Linked DNA regions of Homo sapiens: region 2 is linked to region 1. Evidence: chromatin loops called from intact Hi-C (ENCODE). Cell type or tissue: B cell. All regions are shown on one strand. Each heading gives the region's core, and the rest is flanking DNA. Links, peaks and the distances in the headings are about the cores only.

Region 1 (7,482 bases), core at 2,396-4,895:
CTCAACAACGTATTTTAGAACAACAGAACTCTTCAAGGTAACTAATAGCAGATTACTAAGAAATGTGTGTATTAATGTTTTAAAGAATTGTTTTCCTACTTATTTAAAAAACATTAGAATAACACTTAAAAAGTCATCACCCATTATCATGCATTCCAAACACAATGGTTTTCATAGATAAATATTTTTATATGGATGGATACAGTCTGTGTCCATTAGCAGTATTTTTTCAGTACATCTTTCATGACTTAATATTCATAATTATGATTTAGCAACTTCATAACATTCTCCCCAGTTAACTTACCTTCATTGGATTTCTTACCTCCTCCCCCCAGTTGTTGGACATAAGGGTTGTTTTCAATTTTTGGCACACAAAGGGAACATTCTTCAAAATCTATTACATATTTAGGGGTATGTTTTAACTGTTGAATTATGTTTTTACGATAAAATTCTTAAGACAAAATGTTAGATATTTGATTTCCAATACAACTAATCAATTACTTTCTCTTAATTTATACAAAATTCAATAATATTTGTACCTTGGTTTTCTTTTCCTTAATAGTTTCACTTAAAACTGAAAAGTGGCATTCCTATAAGGATTATATAGTTTATCCTCATTACTAAACATTTTCAGATTTGACATTTGTTCTACTACACTACCCTACTGTTAACATTTTCCCCAAAGAAGAGGAAAATAGATTTGTGAAAGCAATTGCACTTCAAAATGCAAATGACAGTGGGGGAAAAAGAATACCCTGTTTGCTGCCAGTTGATACTTTTTAGTTTGTGCTGTTTCATTTGGGAAGAATTGTTCTTGTATATTAAAATGGAGTTTTGCCTTATTTTTTTACTGCTTATCCTGGAGTTTTGTCAAATATTTGATTGTCTAAGAAAATGCTATTATAGATTAACATTGTCTTAGCTGTTTACTTCTAAATCTTTTAATTTTTTTCAGTGAAAAAGTAGTATCTGAAAATCCCAACATTGTTGTAATTGGGTTAGCTGTTGTTATCATGTTGTCTATCATGTTTATAAAATGGTTACTCATCTTGCTTATTTTCCTTTTATCCTTTAGAACCTTGGAAAAGAACAAGAAGAAAGGGAAGATCTTTTAAACTCTCTATTGACCACCAGTTAACGTATTAGTTGCCAATATGCCAGCTTGGACATCAGTGTTTGTTGGATCCGTTTGACCAATTTGCACCAGTTTTATCCATAATGATGGATTTAACAGCATGACAAAAATTATTTTTTTTTTTGTTCTTGATGGAGATTAAGATGCCTTGAATTGTCTAGGGTGTTCTGTACTTAGAAAGTAAGAGCTCTAAGTACCTTTCCTACATTTTCTTTTTTTATTAAACAGATATCTTCAGTTTAATGCAAGAGAACATTTTACTGTTGTACAATCATGTTCTGGTGGTTTGATTGTTTACAGGATATTCCAAAATAAAAGGACTCTGGAAGATTTTCATTGAGGATAAATTGCCATAATATGATGCAAACTGTGCTTCTCTATGATAATTACAATACAAAGGTTCCATTCAGTGCAGCATATACAATAATGTAATTTAGTCTAACACAGTTGACCCTATTTTTTGACACTTCCATTGTTTAAAAATACACATGGAAAAAAAAAAAACCCTATATGCTTACTGTGCACCTAGAGCTTTTTTATAACAACGTCTTTTTGTTTGTTTGTTTTGGATTCTTTAAATATATATTATTCTCATTTAGTGCCCTCTTTAGCCAGAATCTCATTACTGCTTCATTTTTGTAATAACATTTAATTTAGATATTTTCCATATATTGGCACTGCTAAAATAGAATATAGCATCTTTCATATGGTAGGAACCAACAAGGAAACTTTCCTTTAACTCCCTTTTTACACTTTATGGTAAGTAGCAGGGGGGGAAATGCATTTATAGATCATTTCTAGGCAAAATTGTGAAGCTAATGACCAACCTGTTTCTACCTATATGCAGTCTCTTTATTTTACTAGAAATGGGAATCATGGCCTCTTGAAGAGAAAAAAGTCACCATTCTGCATTTAGCTGTATTCATATATTGCATTTCTGTATTTTTTGTTTGTATTGTAAAAAATTCACATAATAAACGATGTTGTGATGTAATATTGTGTGAGGTCTTAAATATCCTACAGTCGATGTACAAGAGTAGAGTATGTTTGGGAAGAAACTTTTCAGCTTAAGTTTGCCTCCTCTACAATGACATCTTTTATATGCTTGTCTCATTTAGAATGCATATGTGCTGATTTTCTAATTTAAGAGATACCATATCTCTCTATTCATTTCTATCTCTCATTTGTATGCTTATTTTTCTGAGAACATTTTTTTTTTCCCCCAGACAGGGTCTTGCTTCATTGCCCAGGCTGGAGTGCGGTGGCACAAACACGACTTGACTGCAGCCTCAACCCTCTGGGCTCAAGCAGTCCTCCTGCCTCAGCCCCCTGAGTATCTGGGATTGCAGGCGTGCACCACCACGCCTGGCTAATTTTTGTATTTTTTGCAGCCTCCCAAAGTTCTGGGATTACAGGCATGAGCCGTCATGCCTGGCCTCTGAGAACAGTTTCTGACTCATTCAGATTAGGTATACTCTCAAGTCCCTGGAAACTGAAATTTTTTTTAACTGTAAAGAGGGTAGTGTCATTTCTTTTCTTAAGGTCAAGTGACATAGATTTTAATGTAATGCATAATTTAGGTAAGAAATTAATTAATGTAGCCTAGTTTATTATCTTGAAATGTTTTACCCTATTTACTTTTTAAAATTAATGACCTAAGCGGAGGGAATAATTATAAGTCAATAGCAGAGAGATTGTTGTTTGGGTGTTTATTTTTTTCAGTTTTTGTTTTGAGAGATTGGGTTAACACCTCTAGCCAAAATTGTTTGGTTTTAGGGAGGCTAACAATAACCTACTGAATTTGGAAAATGCAAAGGTAAAAAATGTATATAGACTGCCTGCTGAACTGGTTAAGTACTACTGCTTCTGGGAAATACTATTTCAAAATTCTATGTATTATAATAATAAATTTGTAAGACATTCATTATTCTACCATCCTAATGAAAACTTTCAGAAGTCTTTCTTTATCCATGGCATGCCCAGGGTTTTACCTGAATCTGATACAGGATCTATATAACTTTACTAGGACTTTTGATTGTTGACTCCAGGCTTAGGTATATCAGAAGGTTCTTTTTGCCATTTGGCCTGTGGATGTCTGAGAAGATCATTCACAATACATGTAAAATTCAGGTAGGCCTAAGGAAAGGCCAGCCTGTAGAAAGCAAAATGGCAGTGTCTGTTCTCCACTGTTGGAGGCATTATGTAATTTAAGTATCCTGTTAGCCACTGTCTTTCTGCTAATTAAGTGGGGCTGAACAAGTAAGCACTAATAATACCAGTGAACCACTTGGGCACCTTGTGGGTAGAGTTTTGCTGCCACCTAGTGGAATGGGATATCATTGCTTCCATATCAGGTTCACAAGCAAGTTAAGTGGGCACAGTTTATTTCTGTGTAGCTCAGGCTGTAATCTTGAAAGCTGAGGAGATACCCATGCCTCTCAGACTCATTAGCTGGGTGTCACATTACCACCTGCACATTCTGACCCACCGCATCTTAATATGTTTTGTCCTCTTGGAGAAACTAGGAGTAGAAGTCAGGATATGGTAGGTAAGGGGGAAAAAGGAAAGACGGCTTGATAGCTATGAATGCATGAGGAGCGAAATGTTGACTCAGTTATCTAGATCATGGTCTCCAAACCTGATGCTATTTCCTTACAAAAATATTTGTTGAGCATGTGTCCATAATTATATGTATTGAACAATGAAAATATGTGTCAACAAATGTACTGCTACACTAATGTGAACATTATGGAACAAAATTTGAAAGAGTGAAATAAAAGGTTTACACTTTCCCCAAGCTCCAATGAATTATTACTTTGCACGTTGGAGGCCATCGATCTAGGCAGTATGTGGATAGTTAATAGTTATTGTTGAATCACCAAGGAAGGTCCTAGTGAAGACTGCTGTGGTGTCCTACTTGATCTGAAAGGAAAATTTGCCACACCAGTAAATCGAAGTCCTTTCTAATAATAAGCTTGCAAATGTAAGCCCTTGTACTTCATCCAGAATTTTACCTGCCCCTTTTGTAATAAAAACTTCCCATAACTGTCCTGTTCCAGATGGTAACCTAAGTAGTTACATGTGTTATTTAATCCTTAATGATAACAATTGGGTAAGTTATCTCTTAAGGTAACTTATTAATACATTATCTAATAAATGAATAAGTTAAACATCTTAAACCCTGTTTCCTCATCTGCAAAAGGATGAGGAAACTGAGGGTTTAAGATGTTTAGTAGCTTATTCAATAGGTGGTAACTGGCAGAACAAGAGTTTGAACTGGTCTTAGTTACACCAGGGCCTGTGCTTAAATATTACGCCTTGCAAGTACCTGGTCTGCTACACTGCCACATTTCTGAAGCATGATCTTCTACAGAGTTGTTAGCACAGAGCAGATGCTCCCTGATTAAGAGGGGCAGCTGGCCACCAGGCAGCCTGGAGAAGCAGAAAGCACCAGACATGCTAATTGTCTCAGTTTAGACCCCAACTCTGTGAATTGGGCATGTAACTTCTATGAATGTTTTCTCAGCTATAAAACAGACCCCATGCCTTCCTTGCTGGTTTGGAGTGAGGATTACATTGTGACTGCACACGTTAAGGTGTCCAGACCTCGAGAATGTGACAATCTGCTGGGGTCATGACAGACCAAAAAGTATTTCTTCTCAGTTTTAGTGACGGTTTATTTTTAGGAAATGTGCATGGTGCCATGGTAAGTCTCTGGATCTGCTTCTTTGTGCACAGAGATAGTCTTTTGGAGTTACTTCCATGGAAATAAGGTAATTTTGGTCAAAAGAGGAAAGGTGTTAGTAATTGGAGTTATAAAATACACCATTCTTTGTAAGTAATGCCGAGATGGTTTATCAGAGTCTCTCATCTTTAATGAAAACTTTTGCTGCTTTTCAAGCAAACTTGGTTCCCATAATTTGGGATTCATCCACAGAATGTTCAAAGTTTAGTGTCAGCCATTTTCAGCAGAAAATAGAGGCTGACAATTTCCTGTGTTCTTTAGAAGACTTTGAAAGCTTCATGGGAAGAATGAAGACTATTCTTGGCCTGAACATTTGCCCCATGGGGTGCTGGACCCAGCCAAACAGCCTTGTATTGGCAAAGGAGGGTCAAGTGAAAGGAGACCTTGTTCTGCGCCAGGCTCTCAAAAAGGGTAGCCTGAAACCCTATTGGCCACACGGAACCTCTTTTAGATGCTGTTTGTGGACCTGCCGAAATCGAATGCCACTCAGGCTTTCTGAAACCCTATGGGGGTGGGAAGAGGCAGTAGCTGACACCTCTGAGAGCAGAGGTTTGTGAAGATGTGGCATAGATGAGGAGGCTAGCAGAGGGGGGGTAGTCAGACACTACCAACAAACTTCCTTTTTGTTCTCTTTGTTCTCTCTTCGAGGTGGGCCACCCCGCTTAGCTCCCTTTTGTCCAAGTGTGTTGCAAGGGAGCAGCATTTCACCGGGAGATTTGCACGTAAGTAGAGCACAGATTCCCCTGGGTGAGGGGCTGGCTCTCACCCAAGTGTGGGGATACCAAACTAACTTGTTCTGGCAAAGGCATACAACTTTTTTACCCCTCATTTAATTCTGTTGTCTTTGAATTTTTAATGATCTCTTTCATATTTAAATATATGCTGTACTCTAGCGTAGCACAGAAAAGTTCCCTGTGTCTTGGATAAGCCAGTAGTTTTAAGCAACTTGGCAAATGGTGAGTGAAGTAATGAGCACTCTGGCATGGCCCCTGGTGTTAATGTGAGCTGTTTTCCCTGCATTTCAGAAGTCGGAATATATCGGTGGGACATAATAGGAGCTGTCCAATTTTTTTTTCCTTAGGGATAACTCTCAATGTGATTATACAAATCTCTGGCTTACCCTGATAAAGTTAAAAAACAAAACTAAATGTTGTATTCAATATTTTGGGAACACAGTTCTCTCACCCAGACACAAATGAAATCTTCCTTAGACCTTTTTATTGCTGGGCAGAGGTGCCAGGAACTCAAATTGGCATTTTCTCAAATCTCCACCTCATTAGTGCCTATTTAGACCCCATCCCTAAGAGTCAGGTGCTTTGGAAGATGGAATGGAGGCCGCTGATAAAAATCCACTTTCTGTAGTCTCCATTCAGGTATGATTGGCCTGATTATAGCTCATGTCCTGAAAAGGAGATAGGTTTTTTTCTCCAACTTGTAAGAACTGATGAACTCATCCCACCAAATGCGAATGTTTTAGACAGTATTCAAACTGGGAAAAATACCTGCCTATCAAGGGAGAGAGAACTCACTTTGAAGTCTAAGGGAAGGAAACAAAATTGAAAAGTGCTGCAACAAGTGTTTGTGGAGTACTTGCTGTGTGCCAAATACAGAGCATTCACATAGATTGTGAACTAGAGCTCCTGAGAAGGTTATGACATGGGCATTTCCACCTCTTTATAAAAACAAGCAAGCTAAAATATCACGGTGTGATTCCATAACATTTGTATTTGTTATCCATTGTTCCACAATAAATGCCCCTCAATCCTGGCAACAAAATTTAAACCACAACAATCTGTAATAGTAACATTCATTATCTTAGTTTCTGCAGGTTAGGAATTAAGCGGTTTAGCTGGGTGGTCTGGCAGGGTGCCTTGCAGTAAAGATGTTGGCTGAGGCTACAGTCAACTGTGGGCTTCAATGGGGCTGGGGGATCTGCTTCCATGATGGCTCACTGACATCACTGGCAAGTTGACGTTAAGAGGCCTCAGCCCCTTGCCACATGGACCTCTCCACAGGGCTGCTTGAGTGGCCTTGTGACATGGTGGCTGGCTTTCTCCTAGAGCAAGTAATCCAAGAGAGAGCAAGGCATAAGCCACATGGCTTTTATGACCCAGCTCTGAGAGTCACACACATGATTTCCCAATATGCTATTGCTAATGCAGCTTAGTCCTGTTCAATGCATGAAGGAGCTGTACAAGAGCGGGCGTACTAAATAAAGGTGGCACAAATACAGCAAGCTTTTATAAATAGTCTTATTTGGCAAACCCATTTAGCTGACTTTCTGGGTATTCTTGATAATCATTTTCCTAAAATGAAACTATTTCAGTTTTTGAAATTAGCTAATTGGATTCTCCCTAAAATAACTAAATTTAAACCAATTGAAGGTGCTGATAATGTTTTTACAGATGGGTCTAGTAATGGTAAAGCTTCTTATTCTGGTTCAAAAACTAAAGTTTTCCAGATGCCCTATACTTCAGCTCAAAAAACAGAGCTGGTAGCTGTAATTGAGGTATTGACTGCTTTTAATATGCCTATTAATGTGATTTCTGATTCTTCATATGTGGTTCATTCCACACAGTTAATTAAAAATGCTCAGTTACAA
Region 2 (7,482 bases), core at 2,485-4,984, 480 kb before region 1:
TCACCGACCATCAAGATGACCATTTTAATATTTGAGCTTCCAGCTAGCAGCTTCTTGTGCCCAAAACCAATTACTAAGATTCTTTATCAGAATCATGCGTCCCAAATGTCCTATTGGGAAACAAGACCACCATTGCAAAAGAGAAGCTATATTCTTGGGTAAGAAAGTAGACACCATTAGGGGGCATGAGAATAAGGATCTTGAACTGCAGCCCAACCATTTGGGGTCTAATAGTTTTTGGTGTTCTCATTAACGGAAGGGACACTTTACATAATATTTATTCACTCCTCAACAAATGCTTTTTGAATTTTCCAAGAATACTGAACATGTATCAACTGCAGGAAATTCTGTATAAAATTTTGATGAGGATTTGATTGACAATATTTGACTTGTCAGCCTGGATCCTCATTCAATTTGTCCAACATGAATTTTGTTATTTTCAAGGCTTAAACATCAAAAAAATCATAGCATCGTAGTAGTAATGAAGAACCCCAAACTTGAAGTGGGCAGTTGTTATAGTCTTTCTTGCCCATCAACTTTTGTTTATTTTTATTTGTATAAACTGATGGGGTACATGTGTAATTTTGTTACACTTGTAGTTGAGTACTGGTGAAGTCTGGGCTTTTAGGGTAATCATCACCTGAATAAGGTACATTGTACTCATTAAGTAATTTCTTATCATAACCCCCCACCCCCCAAGTACCTACCCTTTCCAGTCTCCATTGTCTATCATTCCATACTCTATGTCCATGTGTAAACATTAGTTAGATCCCACTTATAAGTGAGAGCATGCAGTATTTGGTTTTCTGTGTCTCAGTTATTTTACCTAGGATAATGGCTTCCAGTCCCATCCATGTTGCTGCAAAATACATGATTTCATTCTTTTTAGTGGCTTAATAGTACTCCATTGTGTATATATACCACATTTTCTTTTTCCATTCATCTGTCGAGGGACACTTAGGTTGACTCTGTATCTTTGCTATCGTGAGAAGTGCTGCAATGAAGTGCAGGTATCTTTTAGTAATAATTTTTTACTTTTGGTAGATACCCAGTAGTTGGATTGCGGGATCAAATGGTAGTTTTAGTTCCCATCATCTTTAAAATAACCTCCCTTTATTAGCTGAAATATCCATGTCTCCCAATATAGAAGTTGGAAATGAAGTTACTTGCCTCCTTCATACCCAGGACACAACATTTGTCCTGTGGGTTCATCAGTCAGTTGTACCTGGGAAAGACTTCCACATGGAAGATCCTATTGCAGAAATGTCCTCAAAAGGGATGGAAAAACTGGTGCAGTAAAGCTGAATCTCTGGCACTAGGTATTCAGCAGTGTCAGAGACAATGATTTTCTTGCCAGGCCATTTTCTGTTCAGAGTTTGGGTGTTGCTCCTAGGAGCTGAGCTTCAGGTCCCTCTCTCTAGCCCTTCCCCCAATTCTGTGAGTTCCTTCATATTCATTAATAAATTCTTTTCCTGCTTAAACTAGTCAGAGTGGATTTTGGTTGCTTTGCAACTAGAAACATGGACTGCCACAAAAGGTGACATTCAATAGTAAAAATAGTCTTGACACTCACACAGAGTACATCATCTGGCAGTCCAGGGTGAACAGTGAGTATGTCTCCGCGTGCAGTAACAATGGGTTGAAAAGTCAAAGAGTTTCAATCACACAGAAATCCTAGCAACTAGTTTGTTGTAATATGGCTAGGGGTTTTCTGGTTGGACATATTACTATGTTTAATCAAACAACTTGGAAGACAATCCAGACTGCCCTGTTATTTAAGAAAATACTCATTTGGAATATCCAAGTGATTGTTCCTAGGGCTGAGCCTATTGTTTCCCAGCTTTAACGCAGGAGTAAGTTTTTGTGTTTTATGAATCCGTAATGCCTATTGTATTGGTTTGCCAGGGCCGCCATAACAAAGTACCACTGACTGGGTGGCTTCAATAACAGAAATATATTTTCTCACAGTTCTGGAGGCTGGAAGTCCAAAACTGAGGTGCTGGCAGGGTTGATAGCTTCTGCGGCTTCTCTCCCCAGTTTGCGGTCCTAACATCGTTGCCCCTCAGTCTGTGTCCTGATCTCCTGTTCTTATGAGGACACTTGTCATATTGGATTAGAGCCCACCCATAAAACCTCATTCTACCTTAATCACCTCTTTAAAGACCCTATCTCCAAATACAGCCATATTCTGAGGTACTGGGGGTTAGGACTTCAACACAGGAATTTGGGGCAAGTGACACACATCAGCCCATAACATCCGTGTTCCTCTAAATTATTTAAATCTAAGACTGATTTGGAGAAGCTAATTTCAAAAGTTACCACTACATATGTTTATTTTGACATAAATCTTTACAGTGAAAGGATCTATTGGTTATTACATGAAAATTCCATTTCAGAAAGTGAGGTTAGACCTCTCCCTCCCCACACCCTCTATCTACCCTTGAAAGTTTGCTTTTTAAGGAACTAAAATGAGAACTAAACAGCTTTTAAAGACTGGTCTTCTCCATATCCAGTCTTCCTTGCTCATCAAGTCTGCACTAAAATCCTACTTTCACCACGAGGCCTCTCCTATCCTCCCCCAGCCACATGGGCTTTCTCCTCTTCTAAACTCTGAGAACACATTAATCATGGCTCCCTGGCAACACAAACTTCTACCTTGGAATAGAGTTTTCTGTCCACATGTTTCGTTTTCCCTGTAGATTAGATATTCCTTAAGGACTTGCCTGATTCATTTGTGGTACATACTTGTCCAGCAAGGAGGTAGCAGGGTATATCTACTGCCCTGTTCTCGTGGCTTGATATGAAGGGCCCCTTTCCAATGTTATTTTCCAAATATCCTTTCTCCAGTGCTTTATTGCCAGGCCTCTGAAATTATACTTCCCTTCTTGTCACTCCCAAATACCTCCAGCATAACCCTCATCAGACTTTCTCGGTCTTAGTCTTTCTCCTTCTTTTACAACCCCAGTGACCTTCATCAGCAATAATGAATATTGCTGAAGTCCTCTCCCTTTCTGTCTCATCCTTGGGTGGAGGGTAGAGGGAGGGTCCTTGCCCTGACAAGCAATGCAGCATACTTTTATGGATATAGGGTATATGGGAGCTCCTAGTCCCACTACAAAGCCCCAGGCTCTACAGTGGCAAATGCAGAGATCAAATGGGCCACTCCAGATAAAAGCCTCAGAGGAGATGGAATTAAGATGTGAGCCTTTGTGTTCATTGCAGTACTGTTCACAATAGCCAAGATGTGGAAACAACCTAAATGTTCACTGACAGATAAATGGACAAAGACAATGTGGTATATCCATACAACGAAATATTATTCAGCTTTAAAAAAGAAGGAAACTCTGCTATATGCAACAACATGGATGAACCAGTAGGACGTTATGCCAAGTGAAATAAGCCTGCCGCGGAAGGGAAAAAACTGCATGACTTCATTCATATTAGGTGTCTAAAGTAGTCAGATTAATAGAAACAGACAGTAAGTAGAATGGTGGTTGTCAGGGGGTGGGAGAAGGGGGAAACAGGGAGTTGCTGTTCAACTGGTATAAAATTTCAGTTATATGAGATGAATTTGTTCTAGAGATCTGCTGAACAATTTTGTGCCCATAGTTAACAATACTGTATTGTGCACTTAAAAATCTGTCAAGAGGGTAGATCTCTTGTTTAGCACTCTTACCACAATTAAAAAAAAAAAAAAAAAAAAGTAAGATGTGAGCTGGCCCACCCAGCAGAGGGCAGTGCAGTGCACACAACCAACCACTGCAGCTAGTGGCCACAGGAGGCCTGGACTGATCCTGTGGCTGAGCAACGGCACAGGTGTTTTTCCTTGAGCGGGGGAGCTGGGTGGCAATTGTTGTTTCTTTTTGTTTGATTCTACTTTGTTTTCATCTTAAAATCCTGGTTTTGTTAAAGTGAAATTTTTTTCTTAAAAATTGACACCAGCAATAAAAATGATGTGTTTCTTCCTCCAAACTTGAAGAGTGGAAGAAAATTAAAGTTCATTTGGATATGGTGCAGATTCTAATAACATATATCAGTTTACAGTTGGGCACGCTCATAGCTGTAATTTCAGCCTTTGGGAGGCCAAGGCAGATGGATCACTTGAGCCCGGGAAGCCAAGACCAGTCTGGGACACATAGTAAGACCCTGTCTCAACAAAAAACATCAAAAAAATTAGCCAGGCATGGTGGTGCACACCTGTAGTCTCAGTTACTTAGGTGGTGGAGGCACAAGAATCAACTGAGTCTGGGAGATGGAAGTTGCAGTGAGCTGAGATCTCACCACTGCACTCCAGTCTGAATGACAGAGCAAGATCCTGTCTCAAAACAAACAAGCAAAAAGCATATGTCAGCACACTAAACTATTGTTCTTTATTGACTGTCTTTAAAAAGTCTTCAATGTTTATGCTTTGAGTAGTAAAACAGAGAAGGCAGCACTCAGGTGTATCTGCACCTTCTCCTTTGAGAAAAAAATCCACAGGTGCCACACAAATAGGACATTTACTATTTCCTTTAAAATAACAAGATAGAGCAAAATAATTTGTACTCATAGGGAATCCAAGAAATTCTAATTTATTTCACAGGAATTACTGCATTTAATCTGCCCCAGCTGCCTCTGTTACTCAAGGAGCAGATATGAGATGCCTACAAAAGGCCTCAGAAATACTGAATTAGTCTATAAATGTGCTTAGCATTGAGGTGGTGAATTGTTTATAGGTGTTCAATGGAAATAAATCAAAGGGCATCAGAGAAAAAATAAGTAAGTTTTCTTGCCGATAAAAGAAAACACACCTCTCAGCTATGTCTGAGAAATCCTTTGTCAGGACAAGGGACATGCAGTAGATTACTCAGGAACTGCTGAGGTTTGTAAAAGCTAACTTCATTCCAATAGGACAAGGTGGGGCTGGTTTTCTAAGGCTAAAATGTGGGATACAGAAGAAGTACCTTTCTAGAGATTAGGTTTGTTCAGTTGAAGGGTGAAGTGGGGCATTAGGTCCTTGGGTGACAGAGTGAGGAGGAGATGACACAGAGCAGGGGAGAGACTGGAGGAGGAAAGAACAGTATTCCGCTACCTCCCCCTACCCCCTGAGGCTTTGACTGATTCCAGGGAAGTATGCACCTGATAGGAAGAGTGAACACTGCAGAGGGCGTGACAAATTATGTGAGGCTCCCATCTCTTTCCAAAGAGAGGACTCACCCTCTTTGCTCATCTCAGTGTCTTTAATATTTTCTCAATAGCCATCCACATTGATCCTAGGCAAGTAGCCTTCATGAAATGCAAATAATTAAGAAAACATGTAGTTAGCCTTCCTCCATGTTCAGGTAGTATCCATGTAGTATTTCTTATTTTACTATGGACTAAGGCTGGAGTACTTAGGTTGGATGATTGAGTGATTTTCTTTTCTATCTTGGTCTTGTTTTGTCTGTTGGAAAAGTATAATTTGTGATTATCTGCATAAAATGTCAACCTTGGGTGATGTCTGAAAAAAATGGTGAAGTTAGGACCTCTGAAAATTCTTTCCTCCGTCAAAGGAATCTGACAAAAATGATCAGAATCAACTTTTTCAGAGCTCTAAAAATTAAATAAAGGTTTACAACAAGCAGTGGGGTATATATTCAAGAACAAAATATCTGAATCTTGGTAAGAACAGCAAGCTTTGTAGCATTTTGTCTTGTCCTAGTCTCAGCTCTCCCTGCCCTGCAGTAGCCTTGAAAAATAACTACCCATAATCATTGTGAAAATCAGCAGGCTAGCAGTCACCAAATGGAGGCTGGAGCTCTTTCAAAGCATCTTTTTGCAAGAATTACCATAATTTTCCCTGTCTGGTAGTTCCCTGGAAGACTTCCCTGACAAAGTTGTCTTTATTTAACCTGTTTTGGAGCTCAGCCAGTGCAAAAAGCCTCCAGACCCCTATCCCCCACAAACAAAAATCCTTTTCTCCAAGGGGCATTGGTTACAGGCAGTTGTTTAACTTCATGGCTGCCTGAGGCAGAGAATAGCAGCTGGAAAAAACAATAGACAAACCAAAAACTTTAAAGGAAAACTGGGAAATTAGATGGTCATAGGGGATTTGAAAAACTCCAACACGTTCAAGGGAATCTGGAAGACTACACACACATATTAGGCTGTACACATGTTCAGGAAACACCAGAAAGGGCCCTAAGTTCTCACCTCTGGCTGACCTGTAGGCTCTACACAAGCAGGAAATGAAGGCTAAGGCAGAGTTTCCAACCACTTTGCTGAGAATTGAATGTGTGCCCTAACATGCAAACATTGGGAGTCAATCATTGGCAAAAATTTGGAGGCTTATTGTTTCCAGGGAGTTAAGAAAATAATTGTCCAATAATCAGATGACCACTAAGCTGAGCAGAGACTTCAACAGCCACCTATGACAAAAATACAGACTTTACAGAATTAGTCCAGAGAAGTCACTAAATAAACAAACAATAATAACAACAAAAAGACAACATATTAATAACAGAAGGAAATTTACAGATATGTGGCACTTAAATAATATATTTCTACAAAACCAATGAGTCAAAGAAATCACAGGGGAAATTAGAAAATATTTTGAGATTCATCAAAATGAACATGCTACACACCAAAACTTACAGGATGCAATAAAAGCAGTGTTTAGAGGGAAATTTATGGCATAAATGCCTATAATAAAAAAGAAGAAACATCTAAAATCAATAAAATGTCATCTTATACACATTTTGGTATATTTTCTAAAGTGGTAAAAAAAAAAAAAAAGAAAATGGGGGGCGAGGGTAAAGGTTAACTAATGCTGTGTCTATTTCACCTATTTGCTTTTCCTCCTTGGAAAATTTTTGAGGGATTTTGTCGCAATCTGAGTAGGACCATTGAAATGTGTCACACATCTTTCACAATGTTATCAGTGAAAGAGGCTTAGAAGGACAAAAAAATGAGAACCACTGGCCTAGACCAGTCTTTACAAAATGCGAGGGTATCTGATAGGGTGTGATTAGGGAAGCAGAATCCCTATGAGTGCTATGAAATAAGGAATTTATTAAAGGAATTACACCAGTACTATTCCATAGAGCTTTCTGCAATTATGGAAGTGTTATACTTCTGCACTGTACAATAACACAGGCACTAGACACATATGTGAAATGTGGCTAGTACAATTGAGAAAATGTTGCATTTTATTCCATTCTAATTCATTTTAATTTTAATAGTCACACATGGCTAGTGGCCACTGTACTGGACAGCACAAGATTAGGTCTTATCCAATTACAAGGCTGGTGAAGAAGTCTACAGTCTGCTCATGGTCAACAGAGGAAAGAGAAGCTGACTGTGAAGTGGAGGAAAGGGGGGAAAAACTGGAAACCACAAGAAGAGATGACAACCCATGTCTGCCTCTCAGCACCTTCAACCTTGGTGATGTGACCTGCATAAGAAGACAGTGCCCTTTGCCTCAGCACTGCACATGCACCTCGCTCAAGGCTCAGAGAAGCTGAA

Evidence for each region. A loop is a pair of places that touch in the nucleus more often than their neighbours do. Peaks named below come from ENCODE experiments on the same cell type or tissue, not always from the same donor. Only the 100,000 strongest peaks of a DNase experiment are listed, where the experiment ranks them.
Region 2: it touches region 1 in a loop (33-fold over the local background); 17 of 110 quality-filtered maps call a loop at or near these places.

Annotation. Positions count from the first base shown.
Region 1 is chr7:35,903,179-35,910,660 of GRCh38, forward strand. SEPTIN7 (septin 7) reads left to right here. Exons shown (of 14, transcript NM_001788.6): 13 at 1-37; 14 at 1,076-3,932. The coding sequence ends at 1,115. Among named protein-coding and RNA genes, the nearest start is that of SEPTIN7, 110 kb to the left of the region's middle. In B cell, for the core only: CTCF peaks have their summits at 3,469 (motif pointing left) and 3,671; a DNase peak (open chromatin) is centred at 3,433; H3K27ac peaks cover 1,253 bases.
Region 2 is chr7:35,421,330-35,428,811 of GRCh38, forward strand. No RefSeq gene overlaps it. Among named protein-coding and RNA genes, the nearest start is that of TBX20, 170 kb to the left of the region's middle. In B cell, for the core only: CTCF peaks have their summits at 3,746 (motif pointing right) and 3,952; a DNase peak (open chromatin) is centred at 3,762; H3K27me3 peaks cover 246 bases.